Linked DNA regions of Homo sapiens: regions 1 and 3 are each linked to region 2. Evidence: chromatin contacts called from ENCODE Hi-C or POLR2A ChIA-PET data. All regions are on one chromosome and are shown on one strand. Each heading gives the region's core, a stretch centred on a gene start or an enhancer-like site at or near the end of the contact. The rest is flanking DNA. Distances are from core to core; before and after follow the strand shown.

Region 1 (4,144 bases), core at 580-3,079, 220 kb before region 2:
GCTGGGATTACAGGCATGTGCCACCACGCCCGGCTAATTTTGTATTTTTAATAGAGATGGGGTTTCTCCATGTTGGTCAGGCTGGTCTCGAACTCCCGACCTCAGGTGATCTCCCCGCCTCAGCCTCCCAAAGTGCTGGGATTACAGGAATGAGCCACCGTACCGGGCCTAGACCTTTTTTTTTCCCCTTTACCTCCTCTACTACAACAACCCTCATCCAAAACAGTATCATTCTCTTGGATTACTACAGTTTTCTCTAGTGACTGCCTTGCTTCCACTCTTGACTCCCTATTTGCTTCATAGCTGCCAAAATAGTCTTCCTAATACTGCATAACAGGTAATAGCATTCCCATAATGCCCAACAGTAAAACCTGAAGTTTGTAGTATGGCTTGCAAGCCACTCTATCATTTAGCCTTGGGCTTCCTCTCCAATTGTATTTCCTACCACTCTCCCTTTTGCTTCCTATGCTCCAGCTGATCTGCTTATAATTCCAGAAACAAACCATATGTTCTCGTTTCAGGACCTATGCACTTGGTGTTTCTTCAGCCTGAAATATTCTTTCTTCATTTTGCATGACTTACTGCCTTAGGTCTCTGCTCAAATATTATCTCCTTAGAGAGAATTTCTAAGAAGGCTATAAGTAAATCAGCATCCGCCTCCCCTCCAGCTGCCATTCTCTACCTCATGCTCTGCTTTTTCTTCAAAGCACTTATGATCCATGACATCATGGGCATTTTTTATATCAGCCTTTTCTGCATAACAAACCACCCCAAAACTTAGTGGCGAAAAGCAACAATGTTCTTTTTATTTCTCACTTTTCTGTGGATTGGTAGGGTGGTTATTCTGAGCTGGGTAGTCCAGGATGGCCTCACTAGGGCCTAAGCTGGGATAGCTAGGCCTCTCTCTACTTGGTGTTTCTTCCGTCAGGAGGAGAGCTTAGTCTTCTTCACTTGGTGGACTCAAGGATCTAAGAAGGTAAGAGCTGAAGCTGCAATGCTTCTTGAGGCCTAGGTTCAGAAATCACATGTCATTTTTTGCTATATTCTATTGGTCAAAACAAATGACAAAGGCCAACCTGAATACAAAGGGTGAAAAATCAGACCACCTCTTGATGGGAGGAGCTATGAAGAATCTGTGGCCATTTTTAAACTACCAATTACCTATCTACTATTGTCTCTCACAGTGGAATATAAGATTCCTAACAGCAAGGTCTTTGGTTATCTTCTTCAGTATCTAGTGCATTATCTGGCTTACATTAAGTACTCAGTAAATTTTGTTGAATGAATAATTGCTCATATGACATTGTTTCCAGACACCTCATGATCCTGTTCAATTTCCTCTGAATACTATTTGGTTTGTCAGTATCCATAAAAAATCTGGGATCCAGAAACAGACACAAAATTCTAGATAAGATCTAAATGCCTAGCTCAGTACAGCTGGATAAATATTAATTGAATGAATGCATAACAAATAAATAGAGGATTGCAGTAATATTTGGTCTTTAATAAAGATACTATGTGTCCTTTATGCAGCTTAGGACTGCATAAAATTTTTAGCAGCTTTTATGCTGTTGAATCTTACAGGCCTTGAGATCAAATACATGTCCCATGGCTCTTTTCCATGTGAAACACTGCCAAATCTCTGTCCCACAGTTATACAATTGACTTTTGAGACTTAAAACATTACATTTATTTCCCCCAAAATTTAATCTCTTCTAAATCACCTTCTCTCGATCATTTCCACTGACAAACAAACCTGCTAAAAATTACTCAACAAGCTTTTATAATTAAAAAAAAAAGTAAAAAGCAAAATAAAACAAAAAACAGCATTTTTCCCTTAATGACTCATCCCTCTGTTGCAGACAATATTCCATTTCTCTCCTCCTCTTCCTCACAAAACTTCTCAAAATAGTTGTGTATATAAGCTAACTCAACTTCCGCATCTTTTCATTCCTTAGCCCTGCACCAATTAAAACTGTTTTTTAAGGTCATCAAAGTCTTCCAGTGTGGAAAAAATACTCTGGACCCTCCTCTCTATCCTTATTTTAATGGTTCTCATAGCAGCATTCAGCCCAGTTGATCACTTGGTTCCCTTAAATATATTCCTTTCTTAGCTTCTATGGTATCATTTTCTCCTTACATTTTTTTCCTTCTGTCTCCTTTGATGATTTCCCCTTTTCTAACTTGATCTATAAGTGTTTGGTTCCTTAGACCTGGATCCTCGGGGTTTTTTCCTCCTATTTCTTATCCATACTTTCACTTTCCATGACCTCTTAAGGTTGGTTTCAACACCATCTTATATTGATGATTCTTAAGTCCAGTCTGCTTCTCTGAACTCTAGAGTCATTTATTCAATTCCTATTCTCTATTTCCACTTGGACAATCTACTGACTAATTCATTTAACATCAACACAGTATTTCTTTTCTCCTAAACCTGTTTACAATCACCTGTCCACTCTAGATCATCCCCATTTCAGTAAATAGCTCCACCATCTACCTAATTTTTTGACTCAGAAATCAAGGGGAAATACTAAATTTCCTGTATCAAATCAAGCAGCAGTAACTGTTGCTTCTGTTTCTAAAACATATCTCAAATTCACTTTCTTGTCTCCCTCCTAAGCTAGGTCATCATTATTTCTCACTCATATTACTGTACCAGCCTCCTGGATGACTGGCTAGCCAATTAATTTGTCATACTGTCTCAAAAGTAACTTTCTGTACTTTTGCTTTTGGTTATGATGGAGTAGTGTGTTAGATGCTCACACTAAAAGCAACTAAAAAAAGCCAGTCAAAACTCACTACAAAAATGAAACAACCACTAAAAAACCCCACCTGTTGAATTAGTGTTACAGGGAAACTTCTAAGAAAACTATGGCTTGAGGGTCCAAAGATTCCGGAAGGGGAGGAAATTTAGAGGTAAAATGACATTCTGAAATTGCTTTTTCCCTTAGATTATTTGATGATTCTTGGTGGAACGCAAGAAATTAGAAGTATGGGCAATGGACACAAGAAGGCTGCTGCTGGGGGCAGGCAAGGCTTCTTGCAGTCTCACAAGCTGCTAAGACAAAAATTGTAGACTCAAAGATTTAGAACTCAACTGAAAAAGGCAAGTTTGAAAATAGAGCCTGATACACAGCTGATTTTTCCCTCTAAGTATATACCAAATTCTGAACTTGTACAGGGTAGAAGCAAAGTAGAAAGTTTCTGAAAAAAGCAAGAAGCTTCTGAAAAGCATAGTAAAGTTTTTGGAAGTTTCAAAATGCTAAGGAGACTGCGATTAGAGATCAGAACCTGCCACGCATAGGGACCCCACTGAACACCCCAGAAACCCAGCTGGAACCCTTAGAGCGGTGATTCTCAAACATTAGTGTACATTAGAATCAACTGGAGGGCTTCGTAACACACAAAATGCTGGGCCCCAACCCCAGGTTTTCTGATTAAGTAGGTCTAGGGTGGAACCTAAGAGTCTGCATGTCTAACAATTGCCCAGGGGAAGCTGCTGACAGTGTGGGGACCACATCTTTAGAAATACTGATAAAATGAAATACATCAACATTTGGATGATTTGTAACTCTCAGTGAAGCAGTATTTGACCAATGAATGACGTTACAAAATCACAGATGGGAAAAAAAAATTCAAAGTAAAAGATAGACCAATAGATTTTAATATAATAGACCTTGAAAGTTCATTGGCATGGTTTCAGGTTCCAAAATGCAACTAATCTTTAAGAAGCTACCACTTGTTGAGTTCTGGTTTAATAGCAAGGAAGAATATCTGCAATTATTTGAAAAGATGAATAAAATACTCTTTCCTTTCCCAACTACCTATTTGTGTGAAGTCGTATTTTCTTCATACATTTAAACAAAACAACATATCACAACAGAATGAATGTAGAGGTTGATATTTATATCAGGGTATTTTCTGTTAAGCCAGACATTAAAAGAGATGTGCAAAAATGTAAAACAATGTCACTTTACTCATTAGTCTTCAAAAATTTTATTGTGGAAAAGATATATTTTTATAAAGATTATGTTATCTATACTAATATATAAGAAGTTTAATATTTTAAAATGAATTAATAGGTAAATATATTTAAACTTTCTCAGTTTTAGGCCAGCACAGTGGCTCATGCCTGTAATCCCAG
Region 2 (4,441 bases), core at 389-2,888:
CTTTCTCCTTCTCTCTTTCCTGTTTCTCTTTCTTTTCCTTCCTTCCTTCCTCTTTCCACAAACATTTGTTGAGTGCACACTATATTGGTGTTGTGTAGGAAAATAACACATAGCTCTTGCCCTTAGGTGTTTATAGTTAATTACAGGGAAAACCATCTTTTAGTTTTTACTTTTTCAACATGTGGTGATTAAGTGCAGAAAGAGCAAGTAAAAATGTAAGATGAGGAGCTTAAATCTTCCTGTCGAAAATAAGGGAAGAAATTTCTCCACTCCTTTTTTCTCTTTCAGAATGTTTTCCCTGGCCGGGCGCGGTGGCTCACGCCTGTAATCCCAGCACTTTGGGAGGCCAAGGCCGGCGGATCACGAGGTCAGGAGATCGAGACCATCCTGGCTAACATGGTGAAACCCCATCTCTACTAAAAAATAAAAAAAATTAGCTGGGAGTGGTGGTGGGCGCCTGTAGTCCCAGCTACTGGGGAGGCTGAGGCAGGAGAATGGCGTGAACCCAGGAGGCGGAACTTACAGTGAGCCGGCGATTGCACCACTGCACCTCCAGCCTGGGCGGCAGAGCGAGACTGTCTCAAAAAAAAAAAAAAAAAAAGTTTTCCCTGTCCTTTTCTATGTATGTGAATCTTTTTAGTGGCTAAATAAGCCTCTGGGCTACCTCACAATCTGGAGTGTTTCTTCAAGGACCTGGACGTCCTCTCTTCCTTGATGTAATCATCAAGGAAGCTAAGGCTTTAGCTTCCGGTTTCCTAAGAGGAGAGGGGTGTAACTTCAGTTGTTGTCTGACTCCAAATTGCAAAGCCTAACTAATGGTAATGGGTTGTATCCCCTTAGCTATAAAAGAGTGAGAGTTCTTTCTGGTCTTTGCCATTTCTTTAGCAGATTGCCTGTAATGTGCATCACTTTCTGGTTTAATGCTTATTTAATAATAAAATAGTTTTCCTTTTACCTTTGTAGAAAGCTTTTCTGGGTTAGGAGGACATTTCGTTTTTAATTATATTTTCCCAGGAGTGCTCACTATGTGCCAGGCACTCTTCCAGGCACCAGAGATATAGCATTAAATAAGACAGAAGCTGCCCTCATGAGCTCATATTCTAGGACAGATAGACACTGAACAGTAAGAATAATATCTAAGGAAATCATGCAGGCAGCACATTAGAAGGCGGGGCGGGGGGGGGGTGGTAAGTGCAGTAAGCCATGTGTAAACAATCGAGTGTGATGAGCTGTGTAAAGAACAGTGGGAGTTTAAAGGAGAGAGAGGTAAGTTATCCTGGGGCAGTTGAGGACTTGATGTTTGAGCTGAATCTTGAAAGATGAATGGTTTTGAAAATAGCTCATTGCTTTAGGGGAGGAGTGGAGCTGGTATTCTAGGAAGTGGAAGATATTTGATCAAAGAAATATACATGACAGCAGAGTACATTAGGGGAAGTCTGCATAATCAGCATCTCATTTGATACCATCAACAACCAGAGGCAGAGATTTTTTTTCTTGTTCTTCCTTTTTCTCTCTTCTCCTGCTCCTTTCTCCTACTCTCTTGTAATGATTCATACTGTTGACACATATTGAGTTTACTATCAGCTAAAATCTTTAAACTTTTTCACACACATTGTTCCTGAGTCATAGCACCCTAATCTGTACTTGTTGGCATACGTTTTATTCTCGGTAACCTTGTAGGAGTTTGTGTGTGTGTGTGTTGTGTATTGAAGAAGAGTTGGAGAAGAGACCGAAGTAGTTAGGCTGAATAAAATAGAACTCTGGAAATGATGACAGGCATCTCCCATACTTAAAGGTCTATCATAGGAAGAGAAATCCATTCTTTTTTTTCTATGTGATTGTTAGAACTAGTGGGTGGTACTTTAGGGATATAGATTTCTACTCTATGCCAAGAAAAGCTTTTAGAAGTTGATTTCAGAATTGACCAGGTACATCTCTAAAGAAATCCCTTGGGGAGAGGGTGAGGTCTTGGAAAAAATACAGACTCCTGGGCCCCATCCTTGACTTACATCACAAATCTTGTTACCAGGGACCAGGAATTTGCATAACAGGCTCTCAAGGAAATCCCTAGGTACACTGAAATTTGAAAACTTCAAGAGAATTAACATACCTTTTCTTTGAGAGCCCTTTCAACCTGGGGAAACTTTGATCCTATGAGACCCTAGAAAGGGGAACCACAGAACATTCATTTTCTTTGGGGTGTGGTGAGTCTGATGACTGTGTAACTAGGATGATTATTGAGAACTGAAACTAAAGTCCTTAGCTCCCCAGTCAACTGAACAGGCTGCCTCTTGGCCAAGAGGACCCCAGAGAAACCTTTTAAAAACTGAGTTTCTGGCCATCACAGGACGAGAGGTCAGATGCACCTCTTTATCTTCCCTCCCTTTTGTGGTTTAGACACAACATCTGACCAGCATTAATGTTGAAATAGAGATCACGAGACTGTCAGAACAGACTCTTTGTTCACAATGAGATACCACATTATAAACAGGACCGAAGGCCATGTTAAGTCATGGACTCCTACAGTTAAAGAAGAAACTGTGTTCCAACTGCCACAAGGTTTTTCTTTTTCTCTAGCAGCTAAACACGCGCTGGCCTTGAGATAAGCAATATTAAACAATTGCAGCTCATCCACCAGCAGAGCTGACTAACTGAGGCCCCCTGCTCCACAAGCCAGAACTACAGCTTTGATTGAATAAAAGACTGGTTTCAGTATTTTTCTCCTGCTAAGAGACCACCCACAGATCGACTAGTTCCAGCCGAGTTACAGATGCTGTGCATTTGAGTGCCTTCCTTTCCCTGCTTCACCTTTTGACATATAGGGCTTACTTGTAATATATTTCAATGTTAAGTCTCCACCTAAGGGAAGCATGAGATGCATGTAACATGCATGTTTATTCAGTATGCATGCCATGTTCCCCCTTCATGAATATCTGGACGAAAGACTGCATAGCTCCTCCCGTAACCTGTTGAATATATACATATATTTGGCCAACCTGTTCAACAAAACGTATGTCTCATCCTTCCCTCCCTCGAAGTACCCGCTGACAGAGGCTTCTCACAGAAGCTACACTTCTCAGCCTGTCAGAATGGCCACATTGTAGGCTGCGAGTCTTTATAGCAAACAAAGTCTCCTTTCTAAATTTGTGATTTTTAAGCTGATACCATAGAATTCATCTTTCAAATCAGGACACTTTTAAGAGTGAAATGAAGTGCTAAAAATCCTGGTATCTTTTTTCAAAAATTTACTAACTGACAAATACATTTTTATTTTTTGATGGATCTGCCAAATAATTATTTTGAAACACTATTTCAAAAATATTTTTTCTAGAAAGTAGAATAACATATATCTGTGTACACCAAAGAAAACTTTTAAAACTTCTTTACATATATAAAAAGTAGAAATTTTACAATAATATAATCAGAATAATTACCCCTTTAGTCATTTTTTGAAAACACATTTGTCTCAAATACCATGTCATTCTATTTTTCTAAAGAATGTTTTCTTTTCCTTATATGGTCTTGCTATGTTAAAATTTTAAATAAAATTGTCCCAATATTTTCTTCAAATTTGCATTTAATGACTAATAAATTTGAAATGAACCTTCTCTGTAGACCATATCAGGATTGAGAATATACTCTTTTTAACGTACTTAATTTGTTTAGTTTCTTCATGCTTTGGTGGGGATACACTTTGGTGTCTTCTTGTTTTTAAGACTTGTTACTAATAATTCCAATTGTCTAAACATGTGGAAAGCTAAAGTTTTTTGAAACTCTATTCATTGAAAGTGCTGATCAAAGATTTCTAACTGATTTGGACAAATTCAGCCCAGATTTAGAGAGCTAATTTTTAAAAAGAATTCAACAAAAAGATACTTAGATTGATATACAAATTATTTCTTCAATGCTCAAATATTTCTAAAATTCTCCTTATGGCAGACAGCAAAGAGAGAAAAACACATGATACTGCCTTGTATTTAAAATCATATTTTTGCAAAAACTATAGTTTAGATATTTTAAGTGTATACATATATATCATATTTATAAATTCTTCGTGACTGCTACTATTTTGATTGGTAGATTATCACTACTTGTTTGAGTACAAGTATGAATCATGTTGCACATCTAATTCCCAGTACATTTCTGCTCCATAATTCTTTAGAAAAAACATGCTTTTACAATGACACTGTGCTATGCCAAAATTTGTACTTAATTATGACACAAAGATAACTTTAGTTTGAACTTTTAAAAACAATTTATGATAGCACTGATTCATTTAACTGGATTTACAATGACATCTCACTCTAGTAATATCAGATGTTTTTACCGTCAGCAAAATAAAATTCCAAATGTTTTACTTTGATACCATGAATTGGATGAAAATAAAAGGAATCATTGTTGAAAATAACTGTTTTCCAATATGAAGCATCTGACTCCATTT
Region 3 (4,092 bases), core at 916-3,415, 150 kb before region 2:
TGTATTTTTAGTAGAGACACGGTTTTGCCCTGTTGGCCAGGCTGGTCTCGAACCCCTGACTCAAGTGATCCACCCACCTCAGCCTCCCAAATTGCTGGGATTATAGGAGCGAGACACCGCTCGCAGCCTGTAGACATGTTATTGTCTAATAAAATATTTCACCTTTATGTCTCAATTAAAGCATTATATTGATTATTAAAAGTTATGTTTACAGGTAGATTTTATTGTCTATGAATCTGACTTCAGGATTTCAGGATATTACAGGACACAGACAGTTTGAGAATCACTGGCCTACACTTTAGCCTTCAAGTACCTGGACTACTAAAGATGCTTCCTATGTGGTACTCTGGATTCTGTAAACTCTCTCCTCTTCCAAGTAAAAATACCTACACATGTAAAAGTCACCAATATTAGTTCTATCTTCCAATTACCACAGCTCCCAACTACCTTGAAAGCCTGATACTCGGATTTTTACGACTCTCCACAAAAGGATTACTTCTGCCTGATCTTGTTCAGCTGTATCATACACTGAATACTATATCCAGAAATCCTTATTTCTAAGGAGTCAGCAAGTCATAAGGGAAAAAGTGTAGCATTTGGAATCGTAGATCTGCCACTTACCAGGGATGATCCTGGACCAGTTACTTAAAACTTTCTAAATCTCTACTGCCTCATTTTTTTTTCTTTGTTGGAGACAGGGTCTAGCTCTGTCTCTCAGGCTGGAGTGCAGTGGCGAAATCATAGCTCACTATAACCTCAACTCCTGGGCTCAAGTGATTCTCCCGACCCAGCCTCCCAAGCAGCTAGGACTACAGGCTCACACCACCACACCCAGCTAATTTTTTTTTTTTTTTTTTAGCAGAGATGGGGTCTCCTGTGTTGCCCAGGCTGTCCTCCAAACTCATGGCCTCAAGTGATCCTCCTGCCTGGGCTTCCTAAAGCGCTGGGATTACAAGCCTAAACCACCACTTGGGCAATATTTCATATTGAATGTTGAAAATTACCATGCAACTGTGCATATATCAGGTTAAAGAAAATACATGGTTAAAATCAAACCCACCTGTTTCTCTTCAGTTGTTTAATATGGCTACAAAAAACTTAAAAATATGCCGGACGCGGTGGCTCACGCCTGTAATCCCAGCACTTTGGGAGGCCGAGGCGGGCGGATCACGAGGTAAGCAGATCGAGACCATCCTGGCTAACACGGTGAAACCCCCGTCTCTACTAAAAATACAAAAAATTAGCCGGGAGTGGTGGCAGGCGCCTGTAGTCCCAGCTACTTGGGAGGCTGAGGCAGGAGAATGGCCTGAAACCGGGAGGCGGAGCTTGCAGTGAGCCGAGATCGCGCCACTGCACTCCAGCCTGGGCGACAGAGCGAGACTCCGTCTCAAAAAAAAAAAAAAAAAAAAAAAACGTAAAAATACGTATGTGGCTCACAATATGCTTCTGTTGGACAGTTTTCTGTTAGACCCTTCCTTTTTCCAGCTCTACAGTTCATCCTGAATACACCACTTGGAGTTTCCAACTGGGCCCTGTTTCTGTGCCGGAGACTTTGGAGACAGTAGTCCTGGTACCCGAAACACTTTTTCCCCTTCTCCTTGCTGAATGGACTGTTTTTATTCATTCAGATCTTAATTTTTAACTACAGCTTTCTCCAAGAAGCGTCCCTGATCCCACCACGTCCCCTGCAAGACGTTTTTAGGGCCTCCTATGAGATAGGAAAATCCACATACAGCACTTATTTTACTGTATTTGCAATTGCCTGTTTTCTGGTTTGTGTCCCAGACAAGACTGGAAGCTCCTTGAGGAGACAGATCCTCAGAACTGCTCCGTCTTCCACGCCCAGGCGTCAAAGCCCAGCACAAAGCGGTCTCTCCACTGAACAAGTGAGCGCTAGGGCACAGACCGTGAGCGAATGCGGGGGAGTACAAAGGTTCAAGGGTGAGGCGGTAGAGGGGGCTGAAGCAGAAACTACAAGGGAGCCAGAGAGGGGTGGGGGCCGCTGGCAGGACTCACCAGTCTCTGCTGGTCGACGTCGGCGTCTGGCCGTTTGGCCGAGGGCTGCAAGTACTCAGCGTAGCGCAAACTCTCGCCAACTGGAGCGATGACACCACGGGCAGCCATGGCAAGGCGGCCCGGAGACTCAAGGCGCCGCGGCAGTGACTACGAGGCGGCCGTAGGGACAAACTAGTTAGCGCGGTTTCTTCTCGCAGATCCAGTGGACTCTGCGCTCGTTGTGCTATTAAAGGCGAGGTTCCCGGAAGATACCCTTCTCACCCGAGCTGGGTAACGTGTCCCGTGCAAGCACGGGGTCACACTCCGAAAGGAGCCAAGGGCACTGGGACGTTCTTGAATCACACTCACAGGCGCAAAGCCAACGCGGACCCTCAGGGAGCTTTATATACTTGGGCCTGGTCCCTCCCCAGGCCGCCGTAAGGGACTGGGCTTAAGCCCTGCGAACTGATGTTGGTCGAATCAGATGACTGCCCAGTAAGCTCGGAGTCTAGCTGTAGTGCCTGAGGGTGGGCTTGCCTGAGCTTTCCTGACCCCCTTCCGGGCAGCCTTTCTTCCCACTCTCAACTTCTGTTCGCACTTCTGTTTAATGCCACAGTTCTACCACCCCGGGAGAGAAATTAAAGAGGCAATTTGCTTACTCCACCCCCAAGTAAATGGCTGTATTTAAGGTGAAATTACACAGAAGAAAGTTGTGGCCGGGTGCGGTGGCTCACGCTGTAATCCCAGCACTTTGGGAGACCGAGGCGGGTGGATCACACCAGCTTGGCCGACATGGTGAAACCTCGTCTCTACTAAAAATACAAAGATTAGCTGGGTGTGGTGGTGCGTCCCTGTAATCCCAGCTACTCAGGAGCCTGAGGCAGGGGAAAAAAAGTTGTGAGCAAGTAGGTAAATCTTACTCTCCCTCAAATGAGTTTGTGCTGATTTGTATATATAAAAGCCCATTTTATTATTAAGCTTTTTTTTTTTTTTGAGATGGAGTCTCGCTCTGTTGCCCAGGCTGAGTGCAGTGGCGCAATCTCTGGCTCACTGCACCCTCTGCCTCCCGAGTACCTGGGATTAAAGGCACGTGCCACCACACCTGGCTAATTTGTGTATTTTTAGTAGAGACGAGGTTTCACCATGTTGGCCAGGCTGGTCTCAAACTCCTGACCTCAGGTGATCCGCCCGCTTCAGCCTCCCAAAGTGCTGAGATTACAGGCGTGAGTCACCGCGCCTGGCCTCCATCAAGTTTTTAGAGCAAAAATTAACCAGCAGTTGAAGCGTATGGTGTTTTCCAACTTCTGTACCAACGTGGCAGCTCTTTGGCTCCTTATACCCTTTGCAAAATCAGCTGACAGGAAGAAAAAGCTTTATTTTTTTTCTATTCCTGAATTTAAAGTTTTGAGGGTCTATTAATTTGTTCACTTAGTTAATATTATTAGCATGTCTAAGAAGTTAGGTCCTAGAAATTTACAATCTTGTAGGGAAGATAACACTGACACAGAATAATAGTACATACCAGAACATGAGCACATGCATTGCATAGCAGTATAAAGAGAACTGGACTGGGAATTAAACCGCCATTGCAAAATTACAACTGAGAAAGAGATCTGACCTAATCAACACCATCTTGCTTCTAACCTCCAAGCTGTCTTGTACATTCCTGGCCGTAGGCCAAACTAACTTTGGGAGGAATGTAATTCATAGTTTATAGTTTGAAACAAAGATGATAAAAGCCCTTTCCCAAAACAAACCTCCTTCTTGCCTGGGGACTAGACTGCCTTTGTAGGACTAACAAATTAGCCACAAGATCAGAAATTATGACTTAGGAGTCATGCAGCTGGAGGCTACAAGATTCTGACCCTCCCCAAATTGCTGCTGGAGCTAACATCACTATTGTAAAAACTACCACCAGTGCTTGAGATATTTTGCAGACCCCGCACTTGATGAATCAGCTGGCATCACCCAGATCGATAAACTGGCTCATCTGATCTCGTGGCCCCCACCCAGGAACTGATAACGCAAGACAACTTGGACTCCCTGTGATTTCATCTTTGACCTGACCAATCAGCACTCCCAGCTCACTGGCTTCCC

What was found. A loop is a pair of places that touch in the nucleus more often than their neighbours do. ChIA-PET counts read pairs that join two places held with the same protein, here RNA polymerase II (POLR2A). Pooled maps may share reads with other maps.
Region 1: a pooled map shows a loop between it and region 2 (9-fold over the local background). The contact joins two enhancer-like sites. A Hi-C loop is called at or near these places in 1 of 168 maps with a recorded cell type or tissue (endometrial microvascular endothelial cells) and 8 of 50 pooled maps.
Region 3: a loop to region 2 is called in a pooled map, with 4 times the contacts of the local background. The contact joins the promoter of DNAJC15 here to the enhancer-like site in region 2. A Hi-C loop is called at or near these places in 2 of 50 pooled maps. POLR2A ChIA-PET finds 5 or more read pairs at or near these places in 4 of 52 experiments (H1, WTC11 and activated CD4-positive, alpha-beta T cell).

Annotation. Positions count from the first base shown.
Region 1 is chr13:43,093,681-43,097,824 of GRCh38, reverse strand. The region is part of intron 5 of DNAJC15 (DnaJ heat shock protein family (Hsp40) member C15); the gene reads right to left. Among named protein-coding and RNA genes, the nearest start is that of LINC00400, 17 kb to the left of the region's middle. Within about 2 kb of position 1,829, at least 2 of the 41 ENCODE cell types and tissues checked have a DNase peak (open chromatin) inside an H3K27ac peak, as active enhancers do.
Region 2 is chr13:42,874,193-42,878,633 of GRCh38, reverse strand. No RefSeq gene overlaps it. Among named protein-coding and RNA genes, the nearest start is that of LINC00428, 3.7 kb to the right of the region's middle. Within about 2 kb of position 1,638, at least 5 of the 41 ENCODE cell types and tissues checked have a DNase peak (open chromatin) inside an H3K27ac peak, as active enhancers do.
Region 3 is chr13:43,021,659-43,025,750 of GRCh38, reverse strand. It overlaps DNAJC15 (DnaJ heat shock protein family (Hsp40) member C15), which reads right to left and starts at 2,165. Exons shown (of 6, transcript NM_013238.3): 1 at 2,017-2,165. The coding sequence starts at 2,124. RefSeq lists enhancers at 1,667-1,716, 2,227-2,276, 2,287-2,346.